3 separate regions of the Homo sapiens genome follow, and regions 1 and 2 are each linked to region 3. A link is a loop called in an ENCODE intact Hi-C map of the cell type or tissue named here. Cell type or tissue: PC-3. All regions are shown on one strand. Region 1 overlaps PDZD2 (PDZ domain containing 2). Region 2 overlaps PDZD2 (PDZ domain containing 2). Region 3 overlaps PDZD2 (PDZ domain containing 2).

Region 1 (2,500 bases), 70 kb after region 3:
ATATTCCTAGCAGACGCTATCAACAGCTTGAAAAACGACCTGACTGTGCCGCCTTAGAGTTAAAAATAATAGGAGAGCTGGGGCAGGGGGCCATGTGCGAGCATATTCCTGCACATGCCTGGCAAATTAACATGACCCTGCAGTCATCTCTGAGATAGAAGCTTATAGTAAACTTGCCAGCTTACTGACAGAGAACCTGGAACTGCATCAGCAAGATTATTTTTGGGCCGGGAGCAGTAGCTCACACCTGTAATCCCCGCACTTTGGGAAGCCGAGGCGGGCAGATCACTCAAGGCCAGGAGTTCAAGACCAGCCTGGCCAACATGGTGAAACCCTGTCTCTACTAAAGATACAAAAAAAAATTAGCCATATATGGTGGCGTGCACCTGTATTCCCAGCTATTCAGGAGGCTGAGGCATGAGAATAGTTTGAACCTGGGAGGCAGAGGTTGTAGTGAGCTGAGGTCACGCCACCGCACTCTAGCCTGGGTGACTGAGCCAGAGCAATACTCTGTTTCAAAAAAAAATTTTTTTTTAGTAAAAAAAAGACTGTTTCTGGGCTGCCATTGCTCAGTAATATTTTAGCAAGTTTTTGTTATCATTAAAGCCATTTTCCATACACCATGCTGATTCTCTGTGCTTGGGGAACTTGTCTTTCTACAAATATAGGAGTGACTTCTCAAATGTTGTATGTGTTCATGCCTCATTGCCAGTGGGTTTAAGTTTTTAAACAATGACTATGAGGAACGCCTTTGAACTAGATTTCTGCAGTTTGATTTCGAAACATAGGACATCTGTTGTCAAACTTGGCAATGGCTAAAAAAATAAGATTTTCATGCTTCCCATAGTTATTTTAATTGAAGATTGAAATACAGAATTACTGCAAAAGAATATGTGTTGTCATTAATTGTCCCATTTTGTGACATTCCTGGGAGCTAAGCTAAACAATAAAAGTTATTTTATGTGGTAGTAAATCAGGGACCATATGGTATCCCAAAATAAGTCTGACTGAGCAGTTAAATTCCAGGAAATTAAAGGCTAATGTTAATGTAATTCTCACATTTGATCACTAGGGGATGAAATCCTAGATGTAAATGGAATACCAATAAAGGGCTTGACATTTCAAGAAGCCATTCATACCTTTAAGGTAACAACATTCTTATTGATCTCCTTTATCCTATTTTCCTTTCTTTATTTCCTTCTGGCTTGGGTTTGGTGAGTTGTTTTTTTTTTTTAACCCTTTGATATAAGGACATTCCAAATGTTTCAGCCCACCTTTCCTCACTGTTTTCTCAGCAAATCCGGAGTGGATTATTTGTTTTAACGGTACGCACAAAGTTGGTGAGCCCCAGCCTCACACCCTGCTCGACACCCACACACATGAGCAGATCCGCCTCCCCGAACTTCAATACCAGTGGGGGAGCCTCAGCGGGAGGTTCCGATGAAGGCAGTTCTTCATCCCTGGGTCGGAAGACCCCTGGGCCCAAGGACAGGATCGTCATGGAAGTAACACTCAACAAAGGTGATAGCAGCTATTCCTTACCTTTGTCTCATTTCTTGAATAACATTTTGGAATCTGTTGTTAGCTTAATTCTTCCTTGTTGTTCTATGAATTATTCCTTTGGTACAATCTTCTATCAACAACACGTGGTCTCTGCATGGGACAGTGAGGTCAGGTAGAGAGATGTTAGTCACTTTAGTCAAAGTGAAGGGAAGTTACCAGTAGCATGGAGCTCTCTAAGCTCTCCCCATGAATCACTGTGGGTCAGAGGCTTGTGTTTAAAAAAAAAAAAAAAAAAATCACTGGCCAGGCACAGTGGCTCATGTCTGTAATCCTAGCACTTTGGGAAGCCGAGGCAGGTAGATCACCTGAGGTCAGGAGTTTGAGACCAGCCTCCCCAACATGGCGAAACCCCGTTTCTACTAAAAATAAAAAAAAAAAATTAGCTGGGCGTGGTGGCAAGCGCCTGTAATCCCAGCTACTCGGGAGGCTGAGGCAAGACAATCGCTCGAACCCGGGAGGCAGAGGTTGCAGTGAGCCGAGATCGTGCCACTGCACTCTAGCCTGGGCAACAAGAGCAAAACTCCGTCTCAAAAAAAAAAAAAAAAAAATTCACCGGTGAGCTTAAGTCTGGGGCTAATATAAAATTTTAAAGAACAAAAGATTATAGTTAAGTGTACAGTTAACACTAGTAACTAGAATTCATGCGTGATCACCAAATCTTACTGCTTTTCATCCCTGTTTCTTTTTCCTCCCCACCTACTCTAGAAACATGATGGAAGATTAAACAACCAAGAGATTATGTGTTAAAAAGAAAAGCAAAAGAAAGCTTGAGTTTGTGTACCTAGAATAAAAACGTTACTTATAGCCTGCCTATTTCTAAAAACAGATGTGAGGAGGTTAGTTAGACTAAGCAGAGAGTTGACCGTCGGATAATTCAGTCCGTAACTAGCTCCCAGGTTAGCCATGGGCTCATTCTATTAACAGCAGTGGCAAGTGT
Region 2 (2,500 bases), 160 kb before region 3:
AAACCTTGTTGCAATGTCAGTGCATTACCTGTCTAACCTGAAAAAAAAAAAAAAGAATCAGACTGTCTTGGCTTAAATCTTGGCTTAAACTTTCTAAGCTTTAGTTCCCTCATTTTAAAATGGGAATAAAATGCGTTAGGAAAATTATGGAAAGATACACAAACATTGTTATCAGCAGTTACTTCAGAGGGAACGATTGCAGGATCAAATATCATAGGAGGTTTTTAGGATTAAATGAAATGATGCTTAGAAAGTTCTTAGGACAGTGCATGGCACATGGTAAAGCTCTATTAATACTAGCTCCGTGTTTGTAGAAAAACAGACCCTTTGACATGCTCGCCCTTCCTGCAGTTCCATATGTGCTAAATTTGTTTAGTATCACATGACACTGGCCCTGTCTCCCTACACACGCCCACGCATCCCCACCTCCACCTCCTGGCCACCCACCAGGGATAGATAGACTAAACCCAGCCATTAGACTTGACTGACAACCAGTTTAATCTCCTGAAAATCTGGAATCAAGCCAGTGAGAGACCACGCTGCTTTGCTGTGTGGGATGAGCTGGAACACCAAACGGAACCACATCTGGATTCATGTCCAGAAAGAGTCAGAGCCACATGCCCGTACTACAGTTACAGAATGGCAGACGTCAAGAGGAAGCTGGTTTCTTTAGAGGAACACAGAGTGGACATGCAGAAAAGGACAGGGATGAAAGACAGTGTCCCCAGAAAAAGGGATGGGACAGTACCTTCCAGGGGCTGGCAGTTTCCAGCACCAGTTCCCACAGTGCCTAGCTGGACTTGTTTCCCCAAGATCTCCATGTCCTCATAAGTGTCCTTTGCAAACAAATAAGCCCTAGCCAAAGAAAGGCTGCTGTGGGTGACAAATCAGACAGTCGGTCATGTTCTAATACATCCTGGGACACCGGGCTCTGGTGCTGACTCCACATCAATGTACAAGACAATTAAATGGTATTTGTAGTCTTTTTCCAGACCTTTTTTCAACTGTCAGCACAGTTGAATTCCCAGTGGCCTCTGGAGGGCACTATTCAGTTAAGTTTATTCCACGGTAGTGAGCACTACACCAGCAGAGCATTTAAGGAAAAGGTGTTTGAAATAATAGTTACCATTTCCTGAGTACCAACAACATGCTAACCACGGTGCTGCTTGCTTTACGTATATTGTATCTTAAACAATCACAACGGCTGTTTCCATCCAGCAATTGGAGATTGTTTTCGAGCATGGTTACTTGTTTCCACAGGCATGCTATTAACAGGTGTCAAGCAAAAGGAAAGCTTTTTTTTTTTCCTCTTTTAATGAACAGGAAGACTGAGTTTACAGCTCCTGATGCGAACCAGTTCAAGTTCAGTTGCCCCTCAATGTACTCCTTTTTAATTAGAAAAACAACAAATGTAGCACCATTGCAACACAGAGGGGAAAAGATATTTGGTACGGGGGTATAAATATCTGGGTCCCTCTTCTCTCTCAAGGTGAGGCAAAATGTTTCCTGTCTCCTGCCTTTTATCCATGCCCCCAAGATAATCGTGTTGGTTTCATGCCCGGCTGTGGGCTGCTAGGGAGTGGGAGCTGCTCCACAGGGAAGAAGTTTTTGTTCTCTACCTTGCTCAATGCCACCGTGGTGGGGAGGGTAGGAGTGAGGCTCCAAACCTTTTCAGGTAACAGTTCCCTGCAAAGTCTGAAAACAACCACTGACCTGTCTCCCTTTTATTTTTTACAAGATATTTGAGGCCAGCCACGGTGGTTCATGTCTGTAATCTCAGCACTTTGGGAAGCCGAGGCGGGTGGATCATTTGAGGTCAGGAGTTCAAGACCAGCCTGACCAACATGGTGAAACCCTGTCTCTACTAAAAATACAAAAAAAATTAGCCAGCTGTGGTGGCACGCACCTGTATTCCCAGCTACTTGGGAGGCTGAGGCAGGAGAATCACTTGAACTCGGAAGGCAGAGGTTGCAGTGAGCCGAGATCACGCCACTGCACTCCAGCCCGGGTGACAGAACAAGACTCTGTCTCAAAAAAAAAAAAAAGATATATGAAACCTGTTTATTCGATATTATCAATGTAAATTAAAACATTTATCAGATATTACCCAAATGAGCCACATGCATTAGGTATATGCTTCTCATTTACTTCTTACAACATCCCTATGAGGTAAGAGGCGAGTATTATTACCTGCATTCACAGATGAGGAAATATAGGCTGAGAAAGATTGGATAAACCCATCTATTAAGAGACAGAGCCTGGAATCGAGCCGGGGTGACCTGCCTCCAAGACCTGAGTCTTTTTTTGCTGGGATGCTCTGTCAATTGCTACCCATATGCCAAATAGTGTGTCTGTCCCTATAGACAGCACGTCCATTCCCCAGAAAGGAGCGTAACCTTCCTGTAGGCAGCAACAATTCTGTAAGTGGCATCCTGGCCAGGGAACCTTGCTCTTTATTCATGAGGTCACTGTCTTGCCACTTCCCCACTATGGAGGGGTG
Region 3 (2,500 bases):
TCAAAGTTCCTCATTATCTTCTTAGCAAAGATCTTTACTACTCTGAGAGTTTTTGCGAGTCTGCTTATATAGAATGTAATGTATTTTTGTAATGCTACATGTTGAAAATGAATACAACCAAATGTAGTCACATAGCAAAAAAAGAACCCTACCACTTGCCAAGCAGACAAGTTTATTCATGACTGGCATGGGTATGTCTATGGGTACATTTGTGGTCTTTCCCTAGGAATCGTAATCTACCCTGTACACTACCAGACCCTTTTCCTATGCCTCCTCTGTAAGTGGTTCAGCAGAGACCTCATGCAGGCTTCCTGGATCTGCATCTGCAGAAACGAGTAGAAAACTCAGAAGGAGCATCACACTCAGAACATCTCCCTGATGAGCCCTCACGTTTGCATCAGAGGCAGCCTGAGGATGGTCCTTTTCCAGGAAGCCCCCTTGGTCACTGGGTGAACTCACATTGTCCTACATGGTAACATCTCCCAAGTCTGTGTCTGAGCCCTCAGCTCTCTCCTGAGCCCCTGAGTTTTGTGCCAACTGCCTGCAGGATGTCTCCATCTTGGATATATTTCACATCATGCCTAAAACTCAGCACATCATTTTCCCATACCGCTGAACCCACTCCAGTGCTCCAGGTCTCCCCATCCCCAAAGTTTGCCCAAGCTGGAAGTTTGATGAGATTCATTGGGGGTGACCAACCATCCTGGTTTGTCCAGAACTTCCCCTGGTTTCTCACTGAAAATCCTGGGAAACCCTCCGTCCTAGGGAGAGTGGGACAGCTGGTCATCTTGGAGTCACCTGAAGCACTGCCCACTGCCTTCTGCCATGTCTGGTCAATCACCAAGTCCCCTCAACTGTAGCTCCTTTTGAAATCCTGCAGCTCAACCTGCCTCTCTCTTTACTCCCATAACTTCAGGTCAGGGCTAGGCTGCTTTCATTTTGCCCCCTGGGCTGTCACAGTACTCCCCTACCCGGGACATCGCCCCACTCCTATCCCATTCATCCACTGTCCCAACTGCCACCAGAGGGACCTTTCTAAACAGCACATCTCATTACTCACACACATACACATAGGTGCACAACATACATGTGCATGCACACACACGCACACTGTAGCTGAAACCCGTTTGGTGGGTCCACTTTGCCTTCGTGGTTGTTACCAAACACATTGGGATGTCATTTGAGGCCCTTTATTATCTGATTCCTGGTTAACTGTCTGCCTCCATCTCTCACTGCTTTCTTTTTTTCTTTTTTACCTTTACCAGTTTATTATATAATAAAGAATACAGATGAAGAATTACATAAGGCGAGGTCCAGAGGGTTCCCAGCACAGGAGCTTCTGTCCTTGTGGAGATGGGGGTGGGGGGGGTGCATCACCCTCCTGGCATGTGGATGTATTCACCCTCCTGGCATGTGGATGTATTCACCATCCTGGAAGCTCTCCAAACCTCATACTCTAGGGATTTGTATGAAGGCTTCATCCTGAAGGCATGATCATTTGTTAACTCAAAATCCAGCATTTCTCCCCTGACTCCAGAAGATGGGGGTAGGGCAGAAAGTTGCAAGCTTCTCATGGCCTGTCCTTTCTGGTAACTAACCCCCGTCTGGAAGCTATCCCTGATATCCAGTTTCTTATTCCCTGATTTGGAGTGAATTCACTGCAAGCTTTTTCAAAGACCATACTTAGTGTCACCTCTGAGCCTTTGCGAGTGCTCCGCTCACTACCTGGTTTCTTCTCCCCTCTCCCACGTCGCTTAGCTTCTACCTTTCCTAGGGGACCAAGCCTCAAGACACCCTCCTGTAGGAGGTCTCTGTGACATTCCTGCCGCCTGCTCTGTCATTAGCCATCTCCTCTTCGGTCTCCTGCGGTACCCTCTGCTGGTCTTCATTCATGCCCGAGCCCGACGTATTCCAATTACCATTTGGCTCATCGTGTCCCCAGTAGACTTTAAGAGCAAAGCCTTTGATTTTTTAAAAATGTTTTATATATTTGGGGGATGGAGGTGCAGATTTCTTCAACACATATATTACGTAGTGATGAAGTTCAGGCTTTAACGTGCCCATCACCTGAATAGTGAACATTTTTCTTGATAGATAATTTTTTAGCTCTCACCCTGCTTCCCCGTTTTCCAGTCTCCAGTGTCTGTTATTCCACTCTGCACGGACAGCCATTGTTCACCTCCCACTTATGAGTGAGAACATGGAGTATTTGACTTTGTGTCCTGAGTTATTTCACTGAAGGTAATGGCCTTTGGTTCCATCCATGTTGCTGCAAAAGACATGATTTAATTCTGTTTTATGGCTGAGGAGTATTCTGTGGTATATACCACATTTTCTTTTCTTTTTTTTTTTTTTTTTTTGAGACGAAGTCTCACTCCGTCACCCAGGCTGGAGTGCAGTGGCGCGATCTTGGCTCGCTGCAGCCTCTGCCTCCTGGGTTCAAGCAATTCTCCTGCCTCAGCCTCCCAAATAGCTGGGACTATAGGCACACGCCACCATG

What was found. Peaks named below come from ENCODE experiments on the same cell type or tissue, not always from the same donor. Only the 100,000 strongest peaks of a DNase experiment are listed, where the experiment ranks them.
Region 1: it touches region 3 in a loop (2.2-fold over the local background); 4 of 110 quality-filtered maps call a loop at or near these places.
Region 2: it touches region 3 in a loop (3-fold over the local background); 3 of 110 quality-filtered maps call a loop at or near these places.

The regions. Positions count from the first base shown.
Region 1 is chr5:32,056,583-32,059,082 of GRCh38, forward strand. It overlaps PDZD2 (PDZ domain containing 2), which reads left to right. Exons shown (of 25, transcript NM_178140.4): 11 at 1,073-1,146; 12 at 1,296-1,521. Among named protein-coding and RNA genes, the nearest start is that of GOLPH3, 120 kb to the right of the region's middle. In PC-3, CTCF peaks have their summits at 1,103 and 1,308; a DNase peak (open chromatin) is centred at 719; H3K27ac peaks cover 2,415 bases.
Region 2 is chr5:31,824,645-31,827,144 of GRCh38, forward strand. The region is part of intron 2 of PDZD2 (PDZ domain containing 2); the gene reads left to right. It overlaps LOC124901200 (small nucleolar RNA U13), which reads left to right; the gene lies at 1-38. Among named protein-coding and RNA genes, the nearest start is that of MIR4279, 110 kb to the right of the region's middle. In PC-3, a CTCF peak has its summit at 1,047 (motif pointing right); a DNase peak (open chromatin) is centred at 1,047.
Region 3 is chr5:31,987,081-31,989,580 of GRCh38, forward strand. The region is part of intron 3 of PDZD2 (PDZ domain containing 2); the gene reads left to right. Among named protein-coding and RNA genes, the nearest start is that of MIR4279, 52 kb to the left of the region's middle. In PC-3, no CTCF peak of the experiment used is centred here; a DNase peak (open chromatin) is centred at 1,431; H3K27ac peaks cover 1,074 bases.